Linked DNA regions of Homo sapiens: region 1 is linked to region 2. The links are chromatin loops, found by intact Hi-C in ENCODE. Cell type or tissue: PC-3. All regions are shown on one strand. Each heading gives the region's core, and the rest is flanking DNA. Links, peaks and the distances in the headings are about the cores only.

Region 1 (16,181 bases), core at 4,753-12,752, 160 kb after region 2:
ATATAGATCAAAGTTTGGATTCACAATCTTGTTGCCTTCTGAAGAGGCATTCTCATATGAAAAAGAGGCCATTGCCTAGGTAAATCAAGAGACCAGCTTAGAAAGTGATCAAAGCCATGAAAAACCCATTTTGTTAATTATTCAGGGATATGCAGACACACTTATTGAGAGCTCCAAGGTCACAGCAAAGCAAAGTATTGGTGTACATTTCAGCTTTGTGCCTTGGCATTTTTTTTTCATTAAAATGGCTTCATTTGGAAACCCATAAGAAAAAGCACTGCTGTACCAGAAGAAGAAAAAGAGGCTGTAGATTTTAAACTTCAGTAGAATTCGTTTCAGCAACTTATATATATTTTTTACCTTTAACCTATTTGAATGTGACAGCTGTAGGAAATACGTTGGAATTGAATCTTTAACAACTACAAAAGTCTTGTTTTTGAAAGAAAATTTTGTTAGATACTGGAACAACCTGAATGAATGCAACACAGAATTATTAAAAATGCTATTTCTGGAGATAGAAAAAAGCTGTGCTAGGTTTGGAGGACTTCTGGATTTAAGGTGGCAAGAGCAGAGCAAAAACAAATTAACTGCAGGAATGTTTTCCATTCCAGAGTAAGTCTGCCTGCTCAGATAATAAAGGAAAACCAAAATTCTCTTGGTTATGGTTGGGTTTGTACACATTTTGTTGTTGTTGTTGTTGTTGTTGTTGTTGAGATGGAGTCTTGCTCTGTTGCCCAGGCTGGAGCATGGTGGTGTGATCTCAGCTCACAGCAGCCTCTGCCTCCCGAGTTCAAGCAATTCTCCTGCCTCAGCCTCCTGAGTATCTGGGATTACAGGCGCGTGCCAATGCACCCTACTAATTTTTTATATTTTTAGTAGAGATGGGGTTTCACCATGTTGGCCAGGCTAGTCTTGAACTCCTGACCTTAGGTAATACGCCCACCTTGGCCTCCCAAAGTGTGCACAGTTTTTAAACCACTAAAACATCATATACACCATGCAGAAATACTACAACTAAATATCTAACTGAATGGGAAAAAAGAGAGGAGTCGGGGGCTACACAAATAGGACAAGAGACCTCAGGTTAAAAAGCTGAGGTGGCCCACCCAACCACCAGCTGGGATCTGATCCACCCTCACTGTTATGAACTGAATGTTTGTGTCCCTCTAAAATTCATATATTGAAGCGCTAACACACCCATGTGATGGTATTTGGGGCTGGGGCCTTTCGGGGGTAATTAGGGTTTGATGAGGTCATGAGGGTAGGGCCCCCAATAGGATTAGTGCCCTTACAAGAAGAGCACGGGCCAGGTGCAGTGGCTCACACTTGTAATCCCAGCCCTTTGGGATCCCAGGCCAAGACAGGAGTATCACTTGAGGCCAGGAGTTCAAGACCAGCCTGGGCAACATAGTGAGACCCTGTCTCTATTAAAAATAATAATAAAAAATAGCCGGGCATGGTGGTGTGTGCCTGTAGTCCCAGCTACTTGGGAGGCTGAGGTGAGAGGATTGCTTGAGCCCAGGAGGTCAAGGCTGCAATGAGCTATGGTCATGTCACTGTGTTCCAGCCTGGGTTTTAGTGCAACACCCTATCTTTAAAAATAATAATAATAGTAATAAGAAAAGACACCAGAGTGCACTCATGTTTGTGCATGGGTGTTCTCTCTCTCACTTGCTTTCTCTCTCTCTCTCTCTACCTGTATACACTAAGGAAAGGCCATGTGAAAACATGGCGAGAAGACAGTCATCTGCAACCCAAGGAGAGAGACTTCACCAGACACTGACCCTGCTGGCACCTTGATCTTGGACTTCCAGTGTTCAGAACTATAAGAAATAAATTCCTGTTATGTAAGGTGCCCAGTCCATGGTATTTTGTTGTAACAGCCTGAGCTGTTGAAGATGGATTTTCCTTTCAAGATCAGATCTTGGGCCTCAGAGTCAGCCTCACTATAGAAAGCAAGGGCTAGTCTCAGCTTCCCACAGAAGACTTGGTTTTATTGGAGGCAAGTTTTGTCTTGCTTACAATGAGGTTATACAAAGCATAACAAAATTCACATTTTGTTAAGTGACTACCATATGATCACTCTGAATTTTATTTTACCTGTCATTTCTCGGTATCAATAGGTTTTACTTCCCCTTGTTCTGGATTTCAGTGATTGATGACTGAATACAATAAATATTTATTGAGCGCCTTTTATGAGGAGATATTAATTGAACAAAATGCCTGTCCTCACAGAGTCGACATTCTGATGGAGGGTGCTAGGAGAAGAGAGGGAAAGACAATAAACATGTAAACAAATAAACATGGCATATCAAACGTCAGATTATGACTTCCACTTCTGGCTGTGAAAAGCCATCTTGTAGCTGATTAACCATCCCACCTAAAACACTACATCTGAAACATAAAGAAAACACTGGGGAGCAGCCAACTTAGGCAGGCGGGACTTGATGGGTTACAGTGCTCCAGACAGAAAACCCAGGGAGGAAGCTCCACGATTACCCTGGTTTTTCCCCGAGCACATTTTCCAAACTGCAGCATGCATGAAAAGACTTGAAGCTGAAAGTGGCAGTCTTAGCAAGTAAAGGGACAACAGCCAGTGTGTAGAGCTATCAAAGTATCTTGAACTTGAGGGACAAAACCTTAGAAAGTGAGGAATCACAAACAAACAACAACAACAAAAAATAACAAAAAACAAGGAATTTCATACAATTTCCCTCAAGCCATTGTTGGACTCTTTTTTTTTTTTTTTTTGAGACAGAGTCTTGCTCCCATCGCCCAGGCTGGAGTGCAGTGGCGAGATCTCGGCTCACTGCAACCTCCGCCTCCTGGGTTCAAGCAATTCTCCTGCCTCAGCCTCCCGAGTAGCTGAGACTACAGGCGCCCAACACCACGCCCGACTAATATTTGGTATTTTTAGTAGAGACGGGGTTTCACCGTGTTAGCCAGGATGGTCTCAATCTCCTGACCTCAATCTGCCCGCCTCAGCCTCCCAAAGTGCTGGGATTATAGGCGTGAGCCACCGCGCCTGGCCATTGTTGGACCCTTAAAATATTCATGCAAAGAGTAAAACTTCAAGAACCTTAGAAAGAAAAAAAGCCTAAAAAAAGAATCTTAGAAGAAAACAACAGCAGGGAGGCTGAAGAGCCAAACAGAGACATTAGCAGCTATGAAATGCTGGGGAGACAGTTGCTGGAGTTCAAGTAGAGTGGGGTTGGTAAGCACTTAAGCTTTAAATCAAGACCTCAGGGTGGCTGTGCCAGAAGAGTAAGGAAAACTTAAATAGGCCAGACTTAACAATGCCTACAACCAAGTTTCAAAGGAATCCGTTACCTAGCCTTCCTTCAACAAGAAAACTTAACCCTCTTTGAAGGAAGGTAATAATAGTTCAGAGCTTCTAAAATTTTTCATCCACAATGTTCAGCATCTAGTAAAAAATTATCAGTAATGCTAAAAAGCTGGAACAAGGGACCCCAGGCCAGACTGTAGGAAAAAAGAAGACAATAGAAGTGTGCCCAGATGGGAAATCTCAGCTGAGAAATGGAAACTCCCAAAAAGAATCAAGTGGAAACTCTACAACCAAAAAATACTCTATCTGAAATTTAAAACTTGATTGCATAGGTTTAACAGCAAATTGGAGACTGAAACTGTCAGAGTTGGTCAACTTGAAGGTAGATCAATAGAAATTATATTCTGAAGACCTACAGAAGAAATGGTTGGAAAAAATTAGGAGCCTCAGTAATACTTAGGAAGTTATCAAACAGTCTAACAAAACTCAAATAGGAGTCCTACAGGAAGAGGAGAGCAAGAAAAGGATAAAATATTTGAAAAAAGATAAAAAATTACCTAAAATTGGTGAAATAATAATTTACAAATCCCAGACAGCCAACAAACCCCAAGCAGGATAAATGCAGAGAACTATACCTAGGGACATCATAATCAGACTATTTAAAGAGAAAAACCTTATAAGCTTCTGGGAATGAGAGGATGACACATAATTTCCAGAGGAACAACAATACAATGACAGCTAACTTCTCATCAGAAACAATAGAGTCCAAAAGACAATGGACTTTTTTTTTTTTTTTTTTTTTTTTTTGTGATGGAGTCTCACTCTTGTCGTCCAGGCTGGAATGCAATGGCACAACATCGGCTCACTGCAACCTCCACCTCCCCAGTTTAAGAGCTTCTCCAGCCTCGGCCTCCCGAGTAGCTGGAATTACAGGTGGGCGCCACCAGGCCTGGCTAATTTTTGTATTTTTAGTAGAGACAGGGTTTTGCCATGTTGGCCAGGCTGGTCTCAAACTCCTGACTTCAGGTGATCCTCCCACCTCAGCCTCCCAAAGTCCTGGGGTTACAGGCGTGAGCCACCGTGCCCAGCTGACAACGGACTATCTTTAATGAGCTTAAAGAGAAAAAGTCAACCCAGAATTCTATTTCCATTAAAAATAACTTTCCAAAAGAGGGTAAAATAGTTAAACAAAAGGTGAGAAAACTTATTTATCCTCAGACCTGCATTATGAGAAACATTAACATGTATTTTAAGTAGCAGTTAGACACCTTCAGTTTTCCTTAGTTGCCCTAATTCCGTAAGCTGTCCAGGCCTATCACATGTGCTGATAAGGGCTTAAGACAACTATTTCAAGGTTCCTAATAAAATGATTGCCTCTGTTTTAATGATGTTGAGCTAGGTATAAAATAAATTGCCATTTTCCAGAATAGAAATGGGGAGGGACATTCTCTTTACATTTATTATGACAACTAGCCATATGAACACAGGTGGTTAACTTTTCTACCCCTTAAGATGTAGGTAGAGAAGCCAGTACATCCAGTATATTTAGTGCAGCTAGGCCTGCTTCTATATGGAAGTTCTTGCTCAGCGTGTGCTTACCACTAAATGACAGAAAGTGGAAAATAATTGGCTGAGCAGGAAAGTTAGAGGAAAAGGGCAGAGTCTTTGATCTGCTATAAAGCATAAAAACTTTGCTCCTCGTGAAACAGAGCACAATGACTATCTCAGGAATTGACCAAATACATTAGCAAAAAAGCAGAATTGGCACTTTTCCTTCTGTGCCAATCATGTGGAGAAGTCTGTGTCCCAAGAGTTATGATTGAACTTTACCAAATCTTATTCCGATATTAGTATATGAAGCAGTTTTCTTTTTAAGTAAATCTTTATAAGGCCATACAAAGGAAAGCAGTGTTCCCCTTCCATATTAATAAAAGATGAAGCCCCACAGCCAGGCTACCAGTCAGGCATTCATAAATGGTTACCTTGTCATTGCTTATGTAGGGTATCTTATTTTTTTTAAGCTACAGAATAGTCCCATTGAGGAGAGAGTAGTTGGTAATTTTTTTATGCTAATGTTTTTTCCCCTGACATTCATAGAAATAAATGCCTTAAATAATATAAAACCCTAAGTAGAGGAAGTGTAGCATATTGGATAAGAGCATAGATTTTGGAAGCTGACTGTCTGAGTTTGTAACCTGGTTCTGTCACTTGCCTTTGTGACCTTGGGGGAAGTTCACTTTTGTGCCTCTGTTTTCTTATCTGTAAAATGAGGATAATGTTGCCTGCTTTGCCTGGGGCTGTTGTGAATATGTGAGTTATTTCTGTTAAGTATCAGTGGCATATATTAAGCACAATTCATGTATTTGCTGTCCTTGTTAAGAGACAAGTGGTGTAAAATCCAGCTCTCTAGTTTCATCTGTTGATCTCACTAACTAGATTCCAGGAGAAACTCAGTTTATCGCAGAGCAATTGATTCTATTTTGTTCAAAATATAGGCACCAACCCATAGATGCGTCAAGTTGAATACTCAGTGGTCCTCAACATTTTTCGCCTGGAAAATCACAGTATAGATGACCTTCTCGAACAAGGAGGCACAGTGGGTTATATGCCATTCTAGGCAAGCTACCTGTAACTTGATCCCCTTCCCTGTTAGAAGCAGACTGCAGTACAAAGGAGTATGGAATTATAGAGAAAAGAAATGTAGGCACCGTATTTGTTTTTGAAGAGTTGTCACAACTGATTTCAATTAAACATGTAGATGACTATAGTTGAGGAATATCAAAAGGATGAAGATGCCTGTTGAGTTCATCAATGGCTACTTATTCAGAGCTTACTGTAGCAAAGGAGTGAGCTGCAATTGCAAGGAAGGAAACTGGTAGAGACTCAAAGAGATTTGAAAGGACAGTGGGTTTTGCAGAATAAAATGAGGAAGCCTTAGGCCAATATTTGGTTGGTCAGTGTTCTATTGGGTGGTATGCCCTCTTCGGGTAGGACTTTTGGAAGTGATGTGGAGGATATGGGAGTGGGTAATGGAGCTTTCTGATTGGCTTTTCAATCATTTGTTCAAAGTCTTCGATTGGCTCACTATCAACAGGCACATAACTGGGGACCCTCACCCCTGTAGGCTGGGTAGGCTCAGAGGGGTTTTCCTGTTTCAACTAAAAGAATATATGGGCAAGGCATGGTGGCTTACGCCTGTAATCCCAGCACTTTGGGAGGCTGAGGTGGGAGGATCACCTGAGGTTGGGAGTTTGAGACCAGCATGACCAACATGGAGAAACTCTGTCTCTACTAAAAATACAAAATTAGCTGGGCGTGGTGGTTCATGCCTGTAATCCCAGCTACTTGGGAGGCTGAGGCAGGAGAATCACTTGAACTCGGGAGGCAGAGATTGCAGTGAGCCAAGATCACGCCATTGTACTCCAGTCTGGGCAACAAGAGCAAAGCTCCGTCTCAAAAAAAAAAAGACAAAGAATATTTGTTCCTCAGCTTTGGGTTCCAAGTTCAACATAAGCCAGTTCTGCAGGATTGTTGCCTTAAACTGTAAGCTCCTTTCCCATCATATACCAGTGCCTGGTATACAGCAGGAGTTAATAAATATCTGTAGAATATATGATAAATATTTTACAAAGGAGATTTTAAACATTTTACTTTAAAAACGTTCAAATTTAAAAAGTTGAAAGAACTATACAGTGAATATTCATATGCCCATCACCAAGATCTACAATTAAAAATTACTATATGTGCTTTATCAAATATCTGTTCATCCCACAAGAATAATTTTCACATGGCACATTTGATTAAGCTAATAAGAAAAAAATAAAATTAAACTGTTTATAGCCTTAATACTTACATGAGGACAGATCTAGTCTGAGGGAATAATGAAAATAGTTCCGGAGATTTCTCAATTACCCTATAAGCCAGGATTGTTTGGCAAACATAGGCGGGACTCAGATTCTATCTGAGGCTGTTAGCATCCAAGGGCTGTAGGCATTTGAAGAATGGATATGCTAAAGGTTCATTTGTAGATATTATTATGGAGCCTGTATTTACCCACACCTTTAAAAAATACATTATTAAACTTGTAAGGAGAAATGTAGGAAGTTTAAGCTTAACAGAGCTACAACAATCAGTGTTTATAATATGATTTTTTTAAAGATTCAGTGGAAGTCATCTTCATTCACAGATGAAAGTCAATCCTGTAGGTGAAATGAGGCAAGTTAAAGTTGAATGAATATGCCTGCTGCATCAGAAACTATTTAAGAGATTAGTCATCAAAATAGCTTTGCTTGGCCAGGCGCGGTGGCACATGCTTGTAATCTCAGCACTTTGGGAGGCCGAGGTGGGCGGATTACTTGAGGTCAGGAGTTTGGGACCAGCCTAGCCAACATGGTGAAACCCCATCTCTATTAAAGATACAAAAATTAGCTGGGCGTGGTGGTGCATGCCTGTAATCCCAGCTACTTGGGAGGCTGAGGCAGGAGAATTGCTTGAGCCCGGGAGGCAGAGGTTGCAGTGAGCTGAGATTGTGCCACTGCACTCCAGCCTGGGGGACAAAGACTCTGTCTCAAAAAAAAAAAAAAAGAAAAGAAAAGAAAAGTAAAGTTGAATGACTACGCCTGCTGCATCAGAAACTATTTACGAGATTAGTCATCAGAATATTTTTGCTTGGCTAGGCGTGGTGACTCAGTCTTGTAATCCCAGCACTTTGGGAGGCCGAGGTGGGCAGATCACTTAAGGTCAGGAGTTGGAAACCATCCTGGCCAACATGGTGAAACCCCATCTCTACTTAAAATACAAAAATTAGCTGGGTGTGGTAGAGCGCACCTGTAATCCTACCTACTTGGGAGGCTAAAGCCAGAGAATCACCTGAACCTGGGAGGCAGAGGTTGCAGTGAGCAGAGATCGTGCCACTGCACTCCAGCCTGGGTGACAGAGCAAGACTCCGTCTCAAAAAAATAAATAAATGAAAAATCTTTGCTTGTTTTTTTCGTTTTTTTCTTGAGTGTTAATATATTTTCACATTATTACTGGCTAGTGTCTTATAATCCTACCAGCTGAGGTGTTCTAAGATTGAATGAGATGATAAGAATAAAACACAGTACATAAAGCTGCAGCATATAAGTTCCCCATTCCCATTATGGTAGCTACTCTTAATAAGATAGGAAAAGGAAGTGGAGAAGGAGGCAGGAAAGGAATTTTAAAGGAAGAATACTTTCCCTAATTCTCAATAGATCATGAAAAGCTTGAATGCTGAAAAGACCATGGTACCACGTTCAGGTCTAAAATGATGATGAAGTTAGAAAAAAAGAAGAAACAAAGTAGAAGAATGGAAGATGTAAAGAAGAGGAGTAGAAAGAAAAAATGCTGATGGAAAGAAATTGATGGTCATCAAGATTTCCTTTTACTTCTGGGGGTTTATTGGCTTTGGCTAGGTGTAGAAGACCACAAACATGGTGCAACTGGACTGCACGCAAGGTCTGGCTTGTCCACACTCAGTTTTCTGCCCTCTGCCTCACACCTGTGCCTGTGGTCGCTCTCTCTTGTCTCCTACCTGAGTTTAACTTTGGGCGTACTCTGATATAAAATCATTGTCCCAGAGGGGTCACTGTTACAGAGCATCAGAGCCAGGAAGTATGTAGGAGGTATTTGGGTTCCATGATTTCATTTCACATCTAGTGAAAAGGTCCTGTAATATAGCAAACAATACAGTGCTTCAGGTGAGTCACAGATTACTTACACAGGCTCTGGTCAGATGAAATAGATTGAGCCATGATGTGGGTCAGTGATTCTGCGGGAGAAATGTAAAGTCGTAAGCCATAAGAGTGCAAGAGAATATTTGGAAAGTAATTTTTTAGTAGTTAAATTTGCCTGTAATAATCATGTCTTTCTACGATCTCGTGGATTTGTTCCACTGGAATAGAGCATCACCCCATTGTGGCAGGCACCAGAGAATTCACTCACATTATTCAAGTAGATTCTCAATTTTTAATGGCAGGGAACGTGTTTCCTGTCTGCCACCTTTGGTATGTTGTATTGAATAGGGGGGTAAAATGTAGGCCTTAAGTAAACTACTTGTTCAATAGAAGAATGAAAAATTTTTTGAATTTGTTTTGAATTCAAGGGAAACTATGACAATAGACAGGCAAAGTAGGTACACTGCTAGAGTCCACGAGGCAGTAAAGTGTCATGGTTAGGAGCACAGACAACAAGGCTTTGTCTATGCCACTGCCGTCCAATAGGACTCTCTGTGATGATGGAAGTGTTCTATATCTGTTCTGTACAATAGAAGCCACAGGCCTCATGTGGCTATTGATCTCTTGAACTGTGGCTAGTGCAACTGAAGAAGTGAGTTTGTAATTTTATTTAATTTTAATTAAGCTAATTCAAATTTTAAATATGGGCACATGTGACTAGTGGCTCCCATATTGGGCCATGCTGAACATGGAATGTAATAGCAGAACACAGACACTGTACACATGGCCAGGGTTTGCATCCCAATCCTGTCATGTTGCTACTCTTGACTGTTCATTGCATGGTGCTGTCCTCTGTAAGAGCTGTCATCAATACTATGAGTCAATATATGGAGTCCATATATGGAAATTCATATATCAAGCCAATATATGGAATAAGTAAATACATGGAAAAGAGAATCACTATGTGGAAAGTACTTAGAACAGTGCCTGGAAAATACATACAACTTTTAATGGCAAAAATTGCAATTACTTTTAAGTAGCAAAAACTGCAATTGTGCACTAACCTAACATATAGGTGTGTGTGTATATATATATATATATATACACACACACACATATACACAAACACACACATATATATATAATGTATATGTTGTCAACTGAAGAATCATGAGATTTATAAATTTGGAAAGGAGAGCTTTATTCTTTTTTTTTTTTTTTTTTTTTTTGAGACGGAGTCTCACTCTGTCACCCAGGCTGGGGTGCAGTGGTGTAATCTCAGCTCACTGCCACCTCCGCCTCCTGGGTTCAAGCGATTCTCCTGCCTCAGCCTCTGAGTAGCCGGGATTACAAGCGTGTGCCACCATACCTGGCTAATTTTTGTGTTTTAGTAGAGACGGGGTTTCACCATGTTTGCCAGGCTGGTCTTGAACTCCTGACCTCTGGTGATCCACCTGCCTTGGCCTCCCAAAGTGCTGGGATTACAGGTGTGACCCACTGCGCCCGGATGTTGTAAGTTGCAGGCTGACCATCTGGGAAGCGAAGTCTCCCACAGAAGCCAAAAGCAAGCACTTCAAAGAAGGGAAGGATGAGACAGGACTTTATGCTGAATGGGCTGACCACGTGTGCATATTCAACAGGTTACTGGGGAAGATATGAATATTCATGAAGGGGGTACACACGTGTAGTAAGCAAATAAGCATGTTACCTGCATCCCATGTTGATTTTGGGATGGAGACTTAACACTTAAATGTATTATGATTAGGCCCTATGTGTCCAAAGGTGAAGCAGGTACAGGAAGGCATTTAGTGCGCTCACTGGTCTCTGATCAGGAAAGAATGCTGGTCAGTTGCTGTGCCAGAGTTCAGCAAGTCTTTAGAAAGGGCTGGTTTCTGTTGAACCCTTAGGAAAGAAAGTATAATGGTAGTTACTGAGGAACTGGATATAACTAGGCATGTCCTACCTCCTACCCAGTCATAGCTGGGAACTCAGTTTTTAAATTTTTTCTGGAGTCCCATTGTCCAAGAGGGGGTCTGTTCAGTCAGTCGAGGGACTTAGGATTTTATTTTTGTTTCTCAATGTATATACATGCTTGCTATTATTATTGCTTTTATGAAGAGGCTATGAGATCTGTTTTAAATAACTAGGTCAGTAAATAAATATTTGGCCTGATGTTCGGCCTCTGTTGACTTTCTGGGCCTTAATAGTTGTGTCAGTTACACACTGGGGTTAGTCAGTGTGTTCTCTTTTGGCTCTGAGAATTAATGTTCCTATGAATTGTCACTTTTAGCTTGTCTAGACAATTGATACAAGGGAATTTGGATTTTCTTTTTTTTTTTTTTTTTGAGACAGAGTCTCACTCTGTCGCCCAAGCTGGAGCGTGGTGGCACTGTGTCGGCTCACTGCAACCTCTGCCTCCTAGGTTCAAGCAATTCTCCTGCCTCAGCCTCCCGAGTAGCTGGGATTACAGGTGTCCACTACCACGCCCGGCTAATTTTTTTATATTTTTAGTAGAGACAGGATTTCACCATGTTGTCCAGGCTGGTCTCGAACTCCTGACCTCAGGTGACCCACCCACCTTGGCCTCCCAAAGTGCTGGGATTACAGGCCTGAGCCACTGCACCAGGCAGGAATTTGGATTTTCTTTTGCCATAGTGTTACCTGTATTGGTATGTTGTCTTCTATTCTCAGTTTTTGCATTTGATAAATGAGGAAGGTTCTACCTCAGTTCTCAGCTATATACATTTAGAGTCATGTGGGGGTATTCAGTAACTAATGGCTGCATTTCAAGTATTTGGAACACATTTTCTATGAATTGTTACAACAATAGCAACAATTTTTTTTTGTTGTTTTTTGTTTGTTTGTTTGTTTTTGAGATGGAGTCTCACCCTGTCACCCAGGCTGGAGTACAGTGGCGCTATCTCGGCTCACTGCAACCTCCACCTCCTGGGTTCAAGCAATTCTCCTGCCTCAGCCTCCTGAGTAGCTGAGATAGGTGGCATGTGCCACCATGCCCGGCTAATTTTTGTATTTTTAGTAGAGACGGAGTTTCACCATGTTGGCTAGGCTGGAACAAATATTTATTGAATGATTTTTCCAGACACTGGACTAAGTGTGTTACAGGCATTGCTATTTCAGTTGATCTTCATGGGAACCCTTTTAGGAAGATATTGTCACCAGCATTTTAAGGGAACAGGACAGAGGTTAGGCAGTTAGCTCCAGCCTTATAGCCAATGAGCAGCAAAGACAAGATTCGTTATCTGATTCTGAAGCTTGGTGAATGGCCTTCTCTCACAGTATGAGAACATACTTGTTAACTCTCAGCGTGTCTGCCACATGCTATAAAAAATTTAATAATTGAGAAATCAGTTTTAAACTTGGAACAATTTTGGAAACAGGAGGCAAGATAGCTGTTGTAGAATCTGGAGATGGAAGATTTGGGTTGTTTATACTCCTTTGGTGGTGAAGCTCTATTCATTTGGAATTTGCTCTGGACAATTTTCCCTGAGAAAGTCTCTTGCTTTAGGATGTCTTATGCTGTTGCCAACACAAAGAATTTTTCCTATGAAAATGAACTCTTGATTATCCTGATTTAACAAATAAAGAATTTCTTGTTGACTTGACAGCATTTCAATATATATTTTTTTAAGTTGTTGATCTGTACATGTAGAAAGTAAAGTGCTTGTGGTGGTGGGGGAGGGGGTGAATATATTACTGAATAAATTATTTCAGGTAAAACTGGCACATTTTAGCTGGGTGAAGTGGCTCATACCTGTAATCCCAGCACTTTAGGAGGCCAAGGCAGGCGGATCACTTGAGGTCAGGAGTTTGAGGCCAGCCTGACCAACATGGTGGAACCCCATCTCTACTAAAAATACAAAAATTAGCTGGGCGTGGTGGTGGGTGCCTGTAGTCCCAGCTACTCAGGAGGCTGAGGCAGAAGAATGGCTTGAACCCAGGAGGCGGAGGTTGCAGTGAGCAGAGATCATGCCACTGCACTCCAGCCTGGGCGACAAAGCTAAACTCTGTCTCAAAAAAGAGAAGAAGGAAAAAAAAACCTGGCACATTTTATAGTTGTCTTTTGCCAAGAAAACCCTCTCCAAGAGGCCTGGGGGTTTTCACACAATCCTAGTGTCTTTAGTACTTTCTCCCTTAGAACGTGTTGTCAAGGTGGTCCTTATTGTCTTACTGTCTTTCTGAGTAAATGCTGCAAAGCCCTCACAGAGAGTGCGGTGCGTGTGGCCACCTCTCCAACAATCATCTCTTCATTCTTTCTTCTCACAGAGAGCCATGATGGTGGGATTGGCCCCACCCAGTACCCAAGGATGGACCCTCACTGGTTTAGAACAATATGTGTTTATCATTGTAAAAAAAGAAAACTGCTAAGCCCTAAGCTTGCACATGGTAAAGTGCCACATGAGCCAAACAGAGCCTGAAATATCTCACCTGAGATCTCTTTGAAAACCAGTCTCTTTGATGTGGCACTTTGTCACATCAGTTTTAAAAATGGATCACATCAAAAAGAGGAATTTTCAATGTTCTCCTCTACCCTTCCAAAAAATGATCGGTACTTAAAGCCTAGAATCCTTTCTAATGTAGAATAAATACCCTCTTGGTTCTGTAGATCCATTCTTTTTTCTTTTAGCCATGCTTGAATGAGGGACTCTCTTTTGCCTGGCAAGGAAATAAATTTAGCTTTGCTCCTTAACTTTTTTTTTTTTTTTTTTTTTTACATTCTCCTCCTGGATTCAGTGATTCATTTTATTATGGTGAAATACCAAAGTCAGCACAGTAAAGGTCATCGGTTATCACTTCCTGGACTTTGAGTAGGCTACCAGGGACTTAAATGAGGAAGTTTGTAGCTCTAGAAATTACTGGAAATCATCTTAGGAACAAGAAGAAATCAAGTCATGGGTCAAAGTTTTATAAGAAGAACAGAATTGAGGCATGAAAAGAAATTGGGTCCTTGCAGACCGATCTTTACCTGAAGTAAAATCTGCACTTTTTCAGTCAAATGGACCAATAATTCCTTTATTAGTTAGGTGAGTCTGAGTCTCATTTTTCTTAATTGATAATATGAACCTTCCTAACAGAAGCAGTATATGGGCTAGGAAGCATAATAATTACTGTTCTTACAAGGATGAATAACACATAATCCATGCCCTCAAAATCTAGGAGTTCATAATTTAAGAACTTTCTTTTCCCCATCCAATGCTTCCTCCATAGCATGGGCAGGCAGGAGTTTTTCTTTTTTTATCATGCTATTAAAATTTTTTAATGTATGTATTTAATTGAGATGTTCACATGCCATAATATTTACCCTTTCAAGGTGTATAATTTAGTGGTTTTAGTATATCGTAAGATTGTACAAACATATGCACTAATTTTAAAGCCTTTTTATCACCCCAAAAAGAAACCCCATAGCTATGAGCAGCCATTACCCATTCTGTCTTCCCCACAACCCCTAGTAACCACTAATCTCCTTTCTTTCTAATGGATTTGCCCCTTCTGGACACTCCATATAAGTGGAATCATTAATATGTGGGCTTTTGTGACTTTCTTCTTTTATTTAATGTAATATTTCAAGGTTCATCCATGTTACAGCATCTATCAGCATCTATCAGTACCTTCTTATGGCGGAATGATATTCCATTGCGTGGATATACAACACTTTGTTGACTGATTCAACAGTTGAGGGACACTTGAGTTCTTTCCTCTTTTTGGTTATGAATAATGCTGATATGAACACTTATATACAAAGTTTTGTGTGGACATGTGTTTTTATTTTTCTTAGGTGTATGCTGTGAGTGGAATTGCTAGGTCATATGAAAACTCCATATTTAACTCATTGAGGAACTGCTAAACTGTTTTCCAAAGTAGCTACACTATTTTGCATTCCCACCACCAATGTTTGAGGTATCCAGTTTCTCCACATCTTTGCCAATACTCGTTATTACCCGTCGTGTTCGTGAGGCCATCCTGTGGGTATGAAATGCTATCTCGCTGTGGTTAATGGGCAGGGTTTTGAGAAGATCTAGCCTGAACTCAGCCAATCCTCAGATAATGTGCTGGAATCACAGCTCCAGGAAAGTGGTCATGGCATTCTTCCTGTTCCGTTTCCCCCATCTGGCCTGTTTTTGTTCCTCAACCTACCCACTCTTGCTTAGTGAAAAATCAAAAAGTATAGGGATGGAAAGGAGATTCCTGGTAGAGTAGGTCTGCGTGGATTCTTTGGAGACTTTCTTTTTGTGAAGCTCTGTGACAATTCTGATGAGAAGCCAAGTTCTGGAACTATTGCTCTGGACTTAAGCTCCCTTTGGGCAAGCAGTGTTTTCTGCTCATTACTCATATCTAGAACAATTTCCAGTCCAGTGGATGCTAAATGTGTACTTATTAAATGAATGAATGAAACATTAGGATACTGAGGATTATGATAGAAAGATCTAAAACTCCGGAGAAGTCCTTCTATTTTGTTCACTAACAAACTGGTTATAAAATGAGCAGAAAGCATTTGTTCAGAGTTGCAAAGAACTTGAAAACACTCCGTAAAATCACAAAAACCTCCCTCTTAAATATTTATGCCTCATGATATGCATGAGAAATACTGGCCTTTTATTTTTAAAATCAGGGCTCTGAGGGTTGGCACTTGGACATCTTCAGCGATCAGGCATTTGAGGAGGAAGCTAAAGAATTGGAACCCAGTTGGCATTTGAGGTCACTCTGCCTTCCAGATGTTGATAAAATAAGCTGTGATTCCCTATCCCAATTTATTAAAAGGCCAAGTTTTCTGCCAAATCCTGGATGTTTACATTATCAAGACCACTCTGCCTCACAGGTCCTGCTCACCTGATTGCGGATCATTTTACATTTATGACTCATTTTTCGATGCCTTGGCTGTTCTCTTTTTCTACCACCCCACCTATAGAACTTAGCCCCTGCCTCTATTCTTTGCTTTATTTTTTAACTCCATCATCCTGCATTTGGTAGTTCATTTCCTTGAGGGTACATGACCCAAGGCAGGCAAGTTTCTTTGCAGCCGACCACTGAAGGTTTGGGGATGCAGTGGGGAGGCTTATGCCACAGCAAACCATGGGGATTAAAGCTGAATAGTAGACATTCTTTCCAAAGGCTTTCAGCCTTCCTGCTGTTTGGAATTTCTCACAGGAAGCTCCCTCCAGCCTCCTGCATGTTGGCTAGAC
Region 2 (16,181 bases), core at 1,334-9,333:
CTTCAAAAATGCACCCAAAAAAACGGAACATCCCATTGTCCTTGGCTTTCTTCATTAAAAAGTTCTTACCTCGGATGTAAAGTGCTGGAGTAAGGATTTAAAAAGTGTAGAAAGGCTAGAGCCTCACACTTACAAAGAGCCTCAAAATTTTGTCTTTTGATGTTATCCACAACCGAAGCTGGATCACAAGAGACATATTAATGCTATGGAACATTTAAATTTGCCCAAATTATAAACCAACTTTGTCGTTTCTTCAATTTCAAGATACCAAGCACCCCAAAATATGGAAACAACTCGGGCTTCTCTGTAACTCTGAAAGGAAGTTTCAGTGAGGAAGCTGTTCACTCAGGAGTGAAAACTTAGAAGCATGAAGCACACAAGAGAATGAGGCAGAAAGGCTTCAGGAGAAAGAGAAAAACATGGCTGAACAACCAACTACAATATAAGGACTAAGAGCATAGACTCTCCTATCATTTTATTTAACCCTAGCTCTGCTCTTTACCAACTGTTATGCTCTTAACCTCTCTAAACCTCAATGAGGATGATAATAATAATACTAATGCTATATATAATATCAATCCTATTCTAGGACAACTAAAGGAGACAAAGTATGCAAAGCACAGGGCATAACACCATACACACAGCAGGTATGAATCAGTATTAGCTTGTTAACAGTAGTAGCAGTATTGCAAGAAAATAATTAAGCCAACAGACCAATGCTTAACTTAGTGAACATTTTTTAGAATGACACTAAAGAGACTAATATGTTTCTAACACATTTGCACCCAAGGATAAGGTAACATACAAATACCACACCAATCCTTTTAAGCAGAGTTGGTGTATGAAAATCTGGGTGCCAAGCACTGGGGGCCAAGCATGGTGACTCATGTCTGTAATCTCAGCACTTTACGAGGCCAAGATGGGAAGATCACTTGAGCCCAGGAGTTCGAGACCAGCCTGGGAAACATAGTGAGACCCCATCTCTACAAAAAATAAAAGGCTTAGCCAAGTATGGTAGTGCACATCTGTGGTCCCAGCCACTCAGGAGGCTGAGGCGAAAGGATCACTTGAGCCCAGAAGTCAAGGCTATAATCGTGCCACTGCACTCCAGCCTAGGCAAGAGAGTGAGACCTTGTCTCAAAAAAAAAAAAAAAAAAAAGAAAAAAATCTGTATTTACACAAACAAATACCATAAATTGTTCACCTTGAAGGAGTCCTTATTTTATAAAATTCTCCAACCATTCCTTTTAACAGTAAACACTTATCCATTTGTTATAAGACTTACAAAAATATGTGTAAAATACTATCAACAATGTATCTATCATTTAAAGCTATTCTTTTAAACTTGATCATATTCCGTTTGCAGCTGGTAAAAACAATTTATTGGGTCAGAATCATTTCTTTTCTAATGAAATCGGAACTGAAAATATAGTTCAGTGTGTCAAACATAGTATCAGAATACTATTATGTGAACATTTTGTTTTGGGGGACACATACACACACATATATATACATAAACAGAGCATATGTTCAAGTACTGAGCACTGAGTTGCGATGTAATATTTATCTGTCCTTACCGTGGATCATGGTCAAAAAAAGTATGAAGCCAGGGTTTAACACAAGGCCTATACCTGTGTTAATGTTTCAAAAAAAAAAAAAAAAAAAAGGACAGAAAAATAATTATCTCCTTCTGAAATTAACACACACACAAGTTAACCGGCATTTCTCATTTCCCCAGAGACACTGCTAGCAGTCACCTAGAGGACGCTGCATCCCAGTCCTGGCCATCTCCTCTGGGTCGCTGGCCTGTGCGCCCAACCACAGAAGGCCGAGGGCTGCTGCTTCCTGGGGAAGGATTCTGGGAATGATGAGTACCTCTTGCTTCATGACAATAAGACAAAGAAGAATTTTGGGAAACTGTGTCTGGGGAAACAAAGAAAAAATAAAATTATTCTTTAGTAGAAACAGACTTCTGACTATGTGGTATTTATGTATCATTCTTCCAAAAACATTAACAAATTAAGATAGTAGGAATCCTTCTACAGGGGTAAAAACAAAAGCAAAGATCAAACTTTTCTATAAGTATTCACTTAGTACATTTAGGTTTATATCTAACTGACTTGATTACATGGGACCTTCTAGTCAATGGCATTCAGTTACAACATTAGAGACTACCAAAGCAGAAAAACACTAGATCATGCACTCGTCTGCTTAAAACTCTCCAAGAATGGCTACCTCATACTGTACATAAAAATTAATTCAAAGTGGATCAACAACCTAAATATAAAAGCTAAAGCCATAAAGCTCTTAGCGGAAAAAATAAATCTTCATGACCTTGAATTTGGCAATCGATTGTTAACTATGACATCGAAAGCACAAACAACCAAGGAACAGACAGATAAGCTGGACTTCATCAAAATCTAAAACTTTGGTACACCAAGGGAACATTACAAGAAAGTGTTAAGATAACTTATAGAGTGGGAGGAAATATTGGCAAACCATATATCTGATAAGGGTTTAATTTTCAGAATATATAAGTAACCTAAAACCCAGCAATAAAGAAACCAGTCCAATTTTTAAAATGGGCAAAGAACTTTAATAAACATTTCTCCAAAGAAGATACATGAACAAACAATAAGCACATAAAAAGTTATTAGAGATTCATTGGTCATTAATTATTAGGTCTTTAGAGAAATGCAAATCAAAACCATGAGATACCACTTCACATCTACTAGGATGACTACGATTATTTTTAAAAAAGAAAAAAATGAACAAGTCAGTGATGATGTGGAAAAACTGGAAGCTTTATATATTGCTGATAGAAATGTAAATGGTACAGCTGCTGTGGAAAATAGTTTGGTGATTCTTCAAAAAGCTAAAGATAGAATTTCCATATGACGCAGCAATTTCACTATTATTCACTGGGTATTACCCAAAAGAATTGAAACCAGGCACTGCACAGATACTTGCATGCCAATGTTCACTGAAGCATTATTCACAACCGCCAAATGTGGGTACAACCCACATGTCCATCGACAAATGCATAGATGAATAAAATGTGGGATATACATGCAAAGGAATATTATTCAGCCATATAAAGGAATGAAGTTCTGATACAAGCTACAATGTGGATGAAGCTTGAAAACATTACAAATAAACCAGACACAAAAGGACAAATACTGTATGATTCCTCTTAGATGAGGTACCTAGAATAGACAAAATCAGAGACAGAAAGTAAATTAGAGTTTACCAGCTTTGGGGAAAGGAAAAATGAGGAATCACTGCTTAATGATTAGAGTTTCTGTTTCAGATAATGAAGAGGTTTAGAAACAGATAGTGGTGATGGCTGCACAACAATGTGAATGTTATTAATGTCACTATATTGTATACTTAAAAATGTTTATAATGGCATATTTTATATTATACCTATTTTACCCCAATTTAAAAAAAGAATTAGGTAATAAAAGCATTTACAGTCAGAGAGAGGGGGAAAAAAAACTCTCCAAGAGCTTCTCACTACACTTCAAAGAAAATATAAAATCTTTAAAAAGATCTGCAAGCCCCAATATACTCTGGCCCCTAACTACCTCTCTGATGTCACCTCATTCTCCTCTTCTGCCCAGCTCACTGCAGTCCACTCTCATGGGCTTTATTTCAGTTGCTCAAGGACATCACCCTCAGTGCTAACCTTGAGGCCTGGCCTTCCCTGGAACACTCTTCTTGCAGCTCTTCGAGTGACGATTCCTTGTCACCCTTCAGGTCACCTCCTCTGAGGGACTTTCTCTGACTATCCTAAATGAAGCTATGTTTACCCAACCACGTTGTGTCACATCACCCTTTTTATTTCCTTCAAGTACTTCTCCTTATCTCAAGCAAACTTGATTGTTTATCACCTGTCCCCAGCCTTTTAAAATAGAAGCTTTCTGAGGGACTTTCCCTGACTATCCTAAATGAAGCTATGTTTACCCAACCACATTCTGTCACATCACCCTTTTTATTTCCTTCAAGTACTTCTCCTTATCTCAAGCAAACTTGATTGTTTATCACCTGTGCCCAGCCTTTTAAAATAGAAGCTCATAAGGGCTTGGATCTTATTCGTTTGTTCAGTGTTATACTTCCCTAGAGGCTAGAATATCAGGGGCATAAAACAGGTAATAAATACATACTTATTAAATACATTAACAATTCTTCAGAGATATCAACTTTTTAAATCAACATTGTAACTCTTTTTCTGTTGAAGTATGGGGTACCCAGACGTTCTCTATTACCAGTCATTTGTACAATGCCATACCCTCTAAGATCTAGAATAAAACCAAGGTAAAGCATAAATATTCAAGTAGCACAGGATCAGTGAAACTCCCAATGAAATAGGGATTAACTATGAAACATGATGACAAATGACTATAATATTTGACTTTCGATGCAGGTTGCATTAAGCTCACAAAAATCCTAAATGGTACTGGTTTTGTCGAAGCCAGGCTGGTACTCTATTTGGCCATTAGGTGGCACTTTTTCTCTGAAGTCTCACATTGCTGCAACACTTGACTACATTGCAAGTTGCATAAAAATACTCTTCATAAAATTCAAATCAATATTTTTCAAACAAAACAATGTATTAACACTATATGTAACTTGCTAAATTGTCCAAAGTCCTACATGAATAGCCATACCAAATATCCGAGTCACTACATCCCAACAACACTATATAGAATCTCTGCAAGTTTGGGAGAAAAAAGAAAAACACCTTGTAAATATCTCTTATCCAGAAAAAAAAAAAAAGGCTCAAGAGATCATGGCAGTTTCTGTCATTCACGCAATCTGTAAAGATAATCATTTGAATACATTTAGGAGTGGGGAGTTTATGTTGTGAAAATGCGTACACAATAAACCCTAACAGTAACTATAATGGAAGGTTCCCAGAAGAATCTACAAATAACACCAGTGGCTAATGAACAGATAAAAATAAATACCGTGTTTATTGGAGAAAAAACCTGGATCTCGGTGAAAGTTAAGTCTGTTTCTTAAATACATGCACAGCTGCTGCAGGCAGGACACCGACTGTAATGCCAGGCGATGCTTTCCATCTCCAAAGGCCAGTTTCAACAGAGATAAAAGGCTCTGAAATCAAGAAGAGCCGTGAAAATTACTAAGGGAACAAAGAGCTCAACTTCAAAGCAGAATGTGGAGCTTAAGTAAGTAAGCCTAAGTGAATAATCAAGAGAAAATAAGTTGCCAAATATTTGTAAGACATAAGAAACTGAAATGGGCAAATATGACTTGGCATAAAGCAAGGAGATGGGTCAAAATAAAATAAGACAACAACATTTAAATAGAATAGTCAGTGTTTCCTATTTCTAAAATCTGTTAGTTGAGTAACCATTCTGAGAGAAGACAGAAATTATTCCCCACTCAGGACATTACATTACAGAGAACATTTTAAAAATCACAGCAAGCCCTTTTCATCTCAAGCATCTAAACCATTTAACCACATTTTAGTAATTAACAGCTTTCCTCTGCGATCATTTGCCAGCTTTGATCCTAGGTATTAACAGTTGGCACCCACTGGAGTCCATTTCAGCCCTGGGAGTGTGGAGCGAGAATGCTGAGCCATTACTGGCTGCTGTGAAGATGTTGCAATTCCCCACCCTGGATCCCTCTCTCTCTACTATACAAGCAATAAACTAGAAAAAAAGAAAAGAATCCATCTGCGTTACTCACCGCTACTGTATTTTCCCAGCATGTAGCACTGTGCGTTAAATAAACGAGATACTCAAGAAGCAATGCTATTCTTACTTTTAATAAGGGCTCCTGCACAATCTCAATGTCCAAAGTCTACTCTACCATTTAGGTGATCCATAAATGGTAACTCAAGGTGGCCAGACTGGACTGCAAGTGTCAAATGAAACTACTACTATTGGAAGAACTATAACTATCCACCCAAGTTAGCGAATAAGTGCTTTAAATAGCCAAATACTTCACTTTTTAAAAACATGAGTACAAAGTTCCTTCCCAAGAACTCCTACTCTGCAAAATTTGCTTTATTGCAAAAAGTTCTCTAGTTCAAAATCTAAAACAATTATAGAGGGCACTGACCTGAACAATTTTTGGCCTTTGAAGGAAAATCTCAGCAGGAAAATCTTGCATGATAACATCCTTCAATAGTTCACAGGTGTTCCAGATTAAAGTGTGGTTACTACTTCTTAAAGAGCTACAAAACATAGCGTTAATCATTTTTAAGAAGAGTTCATCTATTCCAGATTCTAAGTAGCCTACTGACACAATGACTCCATTAACAATCTTTTGGGTCTCAGCTGAGATATCACTTCTCCAGAAAAGCCTTCCTAGATCTTTTCCCTAACCAATAAACAACTCTAGGGCAGTGCTCCTTCCGTTTGTCCATTATTTGTGATATTGTTAACTGCCTGTTGATTTTGCATTCCCCACTAGACCCTCTCAAGAGCAGGAACGACATCATACTAAACACTGTACCCTCAGAGATTATCACAAGTCTGCAAAACGAGTTCAATGAGGTCAAAGAGCACACAATTCTAGGAAATCTGCCAAATAAATTAAGAAATGAGACAGAACAAAAGTACAGAGGCAAATTCTAAGAATTAAAGTCCTTACTGATCTTCCCCACTCAAGGTGAATCAGATTAGGACTCCCCTCTTATCCCATACAGAGGACACCTATCAACTTCTGCCCACCTAGGATTGGCAGTTGTTCACTCCCCACCCCAAAAAAATCACACCCCTTCTCTCAGCCCAGTTCCATTATACTATCCACCATTCACTATCTACAGGCATGCATTAGAAATTATCGCCATCTCTGCCTTTGGGACTGACTCAAAACTGAGAGATCATACAACCTCCTAACCCTTTCCCATGTGCACTTTGCCTCTCGAATATGTTGTTCCAAGAGAATTCATGTCATTATTAAAAATCACTTAATGGCATCCACCTGTAATCTGGACTTAGCCCTAGTAAATTGGTCTTTATTTTCCAGATTTATACCCCAAAAAAGCAGATAACTCGTGTATTGTGGCATTTATGAAACTGCACAAAGTGAATCTGGACATTAAAATACTCTCTAAATCTCTATATATCAGCTATTTACTCTTGTGGGTAGCAATCAATTAACAGTCATTACATTAGATTGGATCAGTGGTACCCAACCTTATCCACATGGTTTAATTTGTCTCCTAATGAAGCCCACATTTTGAAATATATTCTGCCAAAAAGACTACATTTATGTTCAATTTTCCATTTTTATCAATCAAGGGCATAAGCAATGGCCAATAAGAGAATCTGGCCAATAAGAGAAAACTCCTGTCACCAAGGACTACACAAGAGTCCAACCACAAAAAGAAACGTGGGCCAAATGCAGTGGCTCACACCTGGAATCTCAGCACTTTGAGAGGCCAAGAGGGGCGGATCACTTGAGATTAAGAGTTGAAGACCAGCTTGGCCAACGTGGGGAAACCCCATCTCTACTAAAAATACAAAAATTAGCTCAGCGTGGTGGTGCGTGCCTGTAATTCCAGCTACTCAGGAGGCTGTGGCACAAGAATCGCTTGAACCCAGGAGGCGGAGGTTGCATTGAGCCAGATGGTGCCATTGCACTCCAGCCCGGGTGACAGAGTGAGACTCTGTCTCAAAAATAAATAAATAAATAAATAAAAGAAACTTGATGTGTAGATTGATTAAAAGCAAATAGGAATTTTTTTCTGGCTAGCTTTTTGAAAAATAAAAATCATTTAAATATGACCATTACTACCTTTCACTGCCACTAGTATCTTTTCCTGGTAAAACATATTGTAATAACTATCAAACTTAATGACTATAAGTGAACAAAAATACCTGAAAATACATCAAGCACCGTACCTTTCATTAGAGGAGAGGACATGTCTGTCTGTGGTGGTCAGGGGTAGCCAAGGAAATGTAGAAAACTTCAAGCACTTCACAGTCTGATTTACTGTCAGTGAAAGAGCAAATCTTATGGTATCAAAGAATAAAGAGATGACAGATTCACAATGTTAAGAGTAAGTTTTCCCTTTAAAACAAGTCCCAAAATAAAGGCTGCATCTTACAGTAACCTAAAATATACCAAACAAGGTCAGCTGCAAATTTGTTCTATCACAGGATAAATAAGAGAGTTCTCTTTTCATAATTTAAACAGAACTCATATGATATCAAAATAAGTATTAGAAGAAGAGCATTAAACACAATCCAATACAGACTGACATATGAAGTTTCCATTAAATTTTCTATTTTACCCTGTGGCTGACCAGAACATCAAACTTAAATTCAACATAAAAGGAACTGACATTTAGGGAAAACCTTAACTTTTCAAAATTAAAAATGATAAAACATAATGATATACCATATCTAGCCATGTTCAAATATCCTATATGGTGTCAGGTGTTTTAAACCTCTGCGAAGATGACTTGAAGACCGTAAGGTCAAAAAACAAGTATCAGTGTTCGAACAAGATTAAAAGAAATCTGAGAAAGCAACAGTTTTAAACTATCCCCATGCAAGTTATTTTTAACAGATCTTATATAGTACAAGTTAAGGTGGCAACACTGAGAAATAGCATCTACATAAGTCCTTCCAAATGGCAGTCTTTCTGCCAAGTGCTTTGAAAAGAGCATGGAATCGCTAAATGTGGATAGCAGTATTATTAAATTCCCAAACATAGCACAGTTACTTCTTTCAAAATTGCTAACATAAAAGCAGGATTTACTTTCTAAGGAAATAAGGAGAGGTGGGTGGAGGGAAGGACAGGCTTACACCACACAGTAAAAATGTGTCCAAAATAAGCCAGACCCTCAATCAAGACAAACTGCAACTCACATAAAAGTGTAACAATCTCAATCCCCCTTAATGTTTTCATCGGCTTCATTCAGACACCCATCCTTTACCAACCCTAGAGATTCCCCCTCCCTTCAGATGTCTCTCATCTTGATGGAATTAAGCCTCTCAGCCATCTGGCCTCAAAAACAAAGCTTGCTACAAGCCTAACAATGAATGAAAAGGTAAAGTATTCTAATGGCTTAACAAGTTTTCAGTTCTTTCTTGTTATTCCACCTGTGAGTTTCCATGAAAGCTTTTTAATAACAGAGGCTTCCAAATGGAGTTCATTTGAATATGTGACATCAGCAGATATACTCTTGAACATATCCTTTTCAACTTAACTGTGCAGGCAAGAAAATGGTAAGTACGTGATTACTTAACTACTTCCTAACTGCCTCACCAAGGACAAAGTTTTCAACCTTTCTAATCTCAGTGTCTTTATTAGTAAAATGTGGTCACTAATAATACCAATCTCAAAGACACTCCAGGAGGATTCATTCATTCCTTCAAAGAATATATACTGAGTGCCTAATACATTTTTTGGTATTGTTCCAGACACTGAAAATAATGCAATGTTCACGGCTATTATCAAACTTAAAACAAAAATAATAAAAAATAATGTGTTAGGAAGAAAACTACACATAGGAAGTGATCACTGGCTAGAATCACCAGGAAGGTCTCTGATGAGGTGGCATGTGAGCTGAGGCTGAACACAGCCAGATACAAAAAGATGGAGATGAGATTCCAGATTCCAGAAACAGGGTTCTAAATCAGAACTTTTTAATTAACTGGGTGGTGAGGAAATGGGAAAAGAAACTAAAATGATCTTCAGCCTCTGGCTGGCGTAACTGGATAGATGGTGCCATCGTTAAGCTGGAGAACAAATGAGATGACATGTGTAGTGCAGGGCACAATGCCTCAAAAAACTCATGTTCGGCCGGGCGCGGTGGCTCACGCCTGTAATCCCAGCACTTTGGGAGGCCGAGGCGGGCGGATCACGAGGTCAGGAGATCGAGACCATCCCGGCTAAAAAAAAAACGGTGAAACCCCGTCTCTACTAAAAATACAAAAAATTAGCTGGGCGTAGTGGCGGGCGCCTGTAGTCCCAGCTACTTGGGAGGCTGAGGCAGGAGAATGGCGTGAACCCGGGAGGCGGAGCTTGCAGTGAGCCGAGATCCCACCACTGCACTCCAGCCTGGGCGACAGAGCGAGACTCCATCTCAAAAAAAAAAAAAAAAAAAAAAAAAAACTCATGTTCATTCAGTACGACATACTACTGCCATTAATACCATCCATCTACACAGTTGTTCAAATATGGTTAGAATAACACAAAATTTTATCATTTCTACTCGATATCCTAAACTAACTTGAAACAACTAAAACATTTAATGATAGTTTGGTGCTGAAACATTCAAGTTTGGTAAAAATACATCTTCACAATAACGAAAAAAGTACATTAATTTTCAACTTCCCAAGTCAACAGGATTTACTTCCCGACATATACACACCCACTGGTCGTGGCGGCACTTCCATCTGCTGGAAATTACTTTTGTCTTGGGGAAAATATCCTGTTAAGATTTCAGGGTTTTTTGACAATTCTGAAAAGGAAATAAACATTACTGTATTGTCGATTCCTTATTTGCTAAAAGTGAAACTTACTTTCTTTAAGTGGTAATGTTTTCTCTTAAGTATTGGAATCATTTTAAAAATTAAAAAAAAGTCCAGTTTTTTTTCTGAATGATCTATCTTGCTAAAGAGGAAAAAATGTGCACATTGAGCCCACTTCCAGTTAAGAAGCTTTTTCCCTCTCACTTTTACTGTTAGCCAAACACAGTTATTTGTTAGAATGTACACGAAGAATCTGCTACAAAGTATTCAAGGACTATCCCTCTCTACTTCCTAATCCATCTCCCTCTCCCTTGACTCCAATTATATAGTTCCTGATCACTTCAATTTTCATTCATACCTTAAAAAGAAAGTTGTCAAAAACAAAGGAGTCAAATATTATCTTTCAATACCTTTACAATTCCCTATAACATGCGATTATATGTTCAGCAGTTCAGCTGCAATGAAAATGAGGAAAAGGCTAAAACTATAGTTTGTAATTTTAAGTTTTCATGGCAATAGTTCCTAACACTAATAAAGAAAAATAACATTTAGCCCTAAACCATTCCTCTACTTTCACCCGCAAGGAATCAGATTAAAAATTCACAGTGTAAGACTCTACTTTATTTGTGATGTCTTCGAAACTGTAAAATATATTGTTAAAAATCACAGGTTTGGGAGCCAGATAAAGCAATGTTAGAATCCTGCATCTGCTACAGGTTAGAAAACTTGGTACTGTGGGGCAAGTTACTTTATACTTTTATTCTCAGCTATAGAGTAAGACTAATAACATCTCAGTCAAAAGGCTGCTTTAAGATTTAACAAGATGATGTGTTTAAATCAATGTATTCAATGCCCACAACAAAACTCAATAAATGACAGCTGCTATTGTTGTTGTGAACCGCAGTACCCACAGCTGAAGCTGTAACAGTACTGGCAGAGAAGAAAATATGGTCTAACAGGTTAAGCATCAAAACTTTTTTTTTTTTTTTTTACTTTTACTACTCAGTCACATAAATTGCATGAAGATGTTTTTCTTCAAATCAATTCAAATGCATTCCATGTGCAAGGCACTATACTAGGCATTAACAACAACACAACAGCAGCAGCACAGCAGCCAACACAGCCACATTTCATACATGCTGGGCCCTGTGCTAAGCACTTTACAGACATTGTCTCATCTAATCTCATGACGATTCTATGAGAAAGTGTTCTTTTTTTTTTTTCGAGATGGAGTCTTGCTCTGTCACCCAGGCTGGAGTGCAATGGAGTGATCTCAGCTCACCGTTGCAACCTCCGCCCCCCGGGTTCAAGTGATTCTCCTGCCTCAGCCTCCCTACTAGCTGGGATTACAGGCGCCCGCCACTATGTCCGGCTAATTTTTGTATTGTATTTTTAGTAGTGACGGGGCACCATGTTGGTCAGGCTGGTCTTGAACTTCTGACCACCTGCCTCGGCTTCCCAAAGTGCCGGGATTACAGGCGTGAGCCACCATGCCCAGCCCGGTGTTCTTTCTTATTATCCCAGTTTTTGAATGAGAAAACTGAAGCCTGGAAGGGTTAATTACCTTAGCCAAGGTCACACAACTAGCAGCAGAACTGAGACTTAAATCCATGTCTCTTTGACTTGGATTTTAACAAGTATATCATGATGGACTGCAGCATATAAAAATACTTGCATTATGTCGTTTTGATTGGTCCCCACAACAAGATCATGAGCTAGGACAGATATCATTATACTCCAATATGACGAACAAGGTCAAAAATACAAATATAAAGCACTAAGAACAATGAGCACTCATGTGCTCAATAAAAATACATTGTTATTGCCAAAAAAATAATCTGTCAAACTGGCCTCATAAAAGCAAAGTCACTGGCATCGTTTAGGCCTGACCCAAAAAGCAATTAATGCAAATGTACCATCCTTTGACTAACAGTAGAGGAGGGGAAAAAGGTCAAAATCATGTAAGTTAACACAAGAAAAATAAGTTTGGGGGAGGTGGGAGAAATCCTTTTTAAAAAAATCTAATCTCCCTTTCCTTAAAATTTACCATTAGAATTAATATATTTGTATTTAACAGATTCCAAAGAGTTACCAGTTTGATTGGTTTGGTATGAGGCAGAAGATAGTGCAGGAACTTCCGAAGGAAGAAGAAAAAGTCCATCCAGAATGCCATCAATTTCAGCCTGCAGATTTGGCTCCACATTAGACCGAAGCTTAGATAAGAACTCTACTGCACCAACGTCAACCAAATGTTGGACTGCTGGGGGATACTAAAATAAGAAGAGGATGATCTTGAGAATAACTGTATCAAAATCTCTATAACTTACAGCAATCAAAACATAAAATTATTTTTGGTATATCAGATGTTCCTTTTCTGAAAAACAAATCCTTCATGGCTCTGCCCCGAAGTAAGGCACTTCCATGAGGAGCACATACACCTATAGAGACATACATCCAACACTTGATAACATTTATGAAAGATGAGCCAACACACTGAACGCTAGAAATGCACATTATCAATCCCTACTCTTATTTTTTTAATGGGTTACTTTTTTCCACTGACACTCACCTTATGGTCCCAGCCCCAACCGGTCAACAGGATGTCAAAGTAGTTTAAGATTCCTCTACCATTGTACAGTGATTTAGTTTTGAAAGGTTAAACTTACACTTTGATATCTGACCCCGATAACTAACTACTCTTGAGGTAGGCATAAGAATACCAATCTAAAAGCATATGGGCAAGCAACTTAACATTGGTATTTATGAATCACGGTTATGTAACATTATTTTTAAAGTGCTCCCTTTCATACTGACATATCTAGTTTTTAAGATGTAAATGTCAGAAAACAAAAACAGAATACAAATATTAACCTCCAAAGATAACTCAAAAACACAGAACATACCAAAACTCAAAAGAAGTTCTGTGTTACTTCTGAGCACAGCAGAGACCATGTGGGATTCAGTATCACAAATAAAAGATGAACCATATACCCAGATTAATTAAAATTAAACATCTCTGGTTGATTAAAAAAACTTTTAACCCCAATTATTTAACTTTCAATAAACGCTACAATTAAATGACTAAGAAACAAGTCACTCGTCTGATTATTTTCTTTATTTCAAAATGACCCTACCTTAACCAATCTGCTTAACAGGTTCAGAACCTCTTCCTTCATCGGAACGGACGGGAAATTGAACCATTCCAGCAAATGAAGAAAAAGTTGCCTCTCCTGAATGAGATCAGCGTAGCAGATTAAGTTGTGCTCAATCTTGCAGAGAATACTCTTGAGAGCGCGCTCCCTGATCTCGGCCAGCTGATGACCTGTCAACGAACGGCACAAAACTATTTTATTTCCCGACTGCAAAGAGACTACGTTATTTATGCTGTGGGCAGGAGCGGCGTGAAGACGGAATAAACCAGTTTTTTTCAGAAGCAGGCCACTGGTGCCTTCGGGACGCGAACCGCGAAGTTTACACAAAGTCCGAGATGGGTCCCCGGGGGCTATCCTGACAAAGCGGGGGTGAAAGAGGGAGCGGTCGCGGAGCGGCCGGCCGCGGAAACGTGACACGACCATTCTCAGCAAGTGGCCAGAGCGCGGGGGGTGCCTTGGGCGAGGGGCAAGCTGACAGTTACCGAGTTTCCTGATGAGCCCTGCCAGGACCATCTCGTCCCGTCAATCTGCAGCCGCCGGAGAATTAAACTGCCGCGCCACTGCGTCCAGCCACAATTAATGTACCCCCGGAAACACGTCCTGTGGGACGGTGAGTTCCGCAACGCCTGCGCTCACCAGGAGTAGGAGTCATTACGTGAGCCCTTCGCGGCCCCAGCGTCGCCAGGAGAGCTTCCAGCCTCTCTAGAATCACTACTGCGCACTTCCTGGACAGCAGTCTCCGTCGCAAGAAGCGGAGGGAAAAAAAAAAGCAACAAGCAGGGATAGAACCAGCGTTGGCCGCCGCGCACGTCGGGAGTTGTAGTTCTGGCTAGGCCGTGCGTCCTGCACCGATCTCCGGGCCCGCCGCGGCGCCCGCTGGCCTGGGGTTCCGGCTTACAGCGCGGGAATTCGGGAACCCAGCGCGGGCTGCAGAGGCCCCAGCAGGAGCCCCGCCTCCCGGCTCGTCGACGGATTCGTTCTTGGCCCTGCCAATCTGATTCTCAGCTCCCAGAACTTCACGATTTAGAATGTAGACTTTTGCTTTGTGACAGTTCTCCCCATCCCCGACTACTAAATGACGAACCCTCTTTAACTGTGAAATGTACCTGCAAAGTCAAGCAGTGTCTTTGGATACCCAAGTTCAGATATGAACAAGCAAGCTACAAAAGCGGGGTGGGCGGGTATGAGTGAGCAGAAGAGAGAAACCGGGCTGCAAAAAAGGAAAATAAAGGCGGGACGTGGGGGTATGATTTGCTGAATGGTACCAAAGTTGATTTTTTGCACCGTGCACAGTGATCGAGCTGAGCAAATTATTTTTTTTTTAATTATAAGCAGCGGTAAGAACAACAACAAAATTACATTTGGAAAATGATTTGCATTTTCTCGGTCTGATCATTTCACGTTCCCTGGGAAAGGGATGTCAAGGCAGGTAAAGTGGGCCCTCGGTATCCCTAGGTAATTGGTTCCAGGACCCCCGCAGATACCCAAATCCACCCATGCTTAAGTCTCTTTTATAAAATGGTGTAGTATTTGCATATAACCTACACACATCCTCCTATATGCTTTAAATCATCTCTAGATTGCTTACAATACCTAATACACTGTAAATGCTATGTAAATAGTTGTTACACTGTACTTTTATTCATATTATTTTTTAATTGTTGTATTGTTATTTTCAACTGTGGGGTTTTTTCCCGAATATTTTCCATCCCGTGTGTTGAATTCTCTGTGTGCAACCAGTGGACAGCAAAGGCCTACTGTATTCCCATTCCTATTTTGCCAAAGAGGAAACTTAGAATCACAAAAGTACCCCCACACAAAGTCACATTAACTAGTAAGTGACAGATTGAGGAGCTGACCTGATGTTTCTTTGTTCTATTTAGAGTGCCTTGCTGCCTCCTCATGTGTGTCAATAGGAGAGTGATGATATTTGAGTTGGATCTTAAAGAGTAAGTAGGAGTTTGCCACACAAAGAAGTTGGGTAAGGAAATTCCTGCAGGAGAAACCTGTATTTGCAAAGGCAAGAATCCAGACGGAGTGTGTCAAATTCGGGAAAAGAACAAAATTCAAGGTGGCCATATTATCTCTGGGAAGAAGAGAGGAAGGGCAAGATTGCTGCTAGCATGCTGGATATTCTCCATTCCACCTTCTAGTGGTTCCTCCCAGCTCTTCCAGCTCTGCATCAACTGACCTGAACAGGCAAAAAGACTGCACTATCCAGGCTGCCTGGCCCTCTGGCTTCCAGTTGGTTGCCGCCGATAGGAGGCATCAGCAGGAAATTGGAAAGTAGGAGGAAAGAGATACGGATATTAAACCAAGATTCCACTAGCCCATGCCTAAGCCTGCCTGGCCAAGATTGTAACAGTGGCTGAATTCCTTGACCCAAAGACCACATGTCCTGATGGATAGCATACCACAGTGGGCACTGCAGAACCAGTTACACCAACTCAGAAGTGTCTGTAGTTATCCAGGAAGGAAGGTGTTAATTACGGATTTGAAGTGTCAAGGTCAAAAAACACATGACAATACAGAAAAATAATAGAAATAACTTGTCAATGATGTTTCT

The links. Hi-C counts contacts between places; a loop is a spot of excess contacts. Peaks named below come from ENCODE experiments on the same cell type or tissue, not always from the same donor. Only the 100,000 strongest peaks of a DNase experiment are listed, where the experiment ranks them.
Region 1: a loop joins it to region 2, with 5 times the contacts of the local background. A loop is called at or near these places in 2 of 110 quality-filtered maps.

What each region holds. Positions count from the first base shown.
Region 1 is chr18:70,350,269-70,366,449 of GRCh38, forward strand. LINC01909 (long intergenic non-protein coding RNA 1909) reads left to right here. Exons shown (of 4, transcript NR_126336.1): 4 at 1,711-2,191. Among named protein-coding and RNA genes, the nearest start is that of LIVAR, 20 kb to the left of the region's middle. RefSeq lists enhancers at 7,055-8,254, 15,975-16,181. In PC-3, for the core only: a CTCF peak has its summit at 8,870; DNase peaks (open chromatin) are centred at 7,263, 7,563, 7,953 and 8,963; H3K4me3 peaks cover 1,418 bases; H3K27ac peaks cover 5,278 bases.
Region 2 is chr18:70,191,531-70,207,711 of GRCh38, forward strand. RTTN (rotatin) reads right to left here and starts at 14,157. Exons shown (of 49, transcript NM_173630.4): 1 at 14,098-14,157; 2 at 13,598-13,785; 3 at 12,556-12,733; 4 at 10,364-10,453; 5 at 7,884-7,974; 6 at 6,094-6,208; 7 at 4,971-5,118; 8 at 1,758-1,923. The coding sequence starts at 14,128. It overlaps LOC105372180 (a long non-coding RNA gene), which reads left to right and starts at 14,259. Exons shown (of 3, transcript XR_935599.3): 1 at 14,259-15,044; 2 at 15,499-15,564. RefSeq lists enhancers at 2,819-2,868, 13,857-13,986, 14,197-14,306, 14,225-14,854, 14,317-14,556. In PC-3, for the core only: CTCF peaks have their summits at 4,492 (motif pointing right) and 4,692; a DNase peak (open chromatin) is centred at 4,481.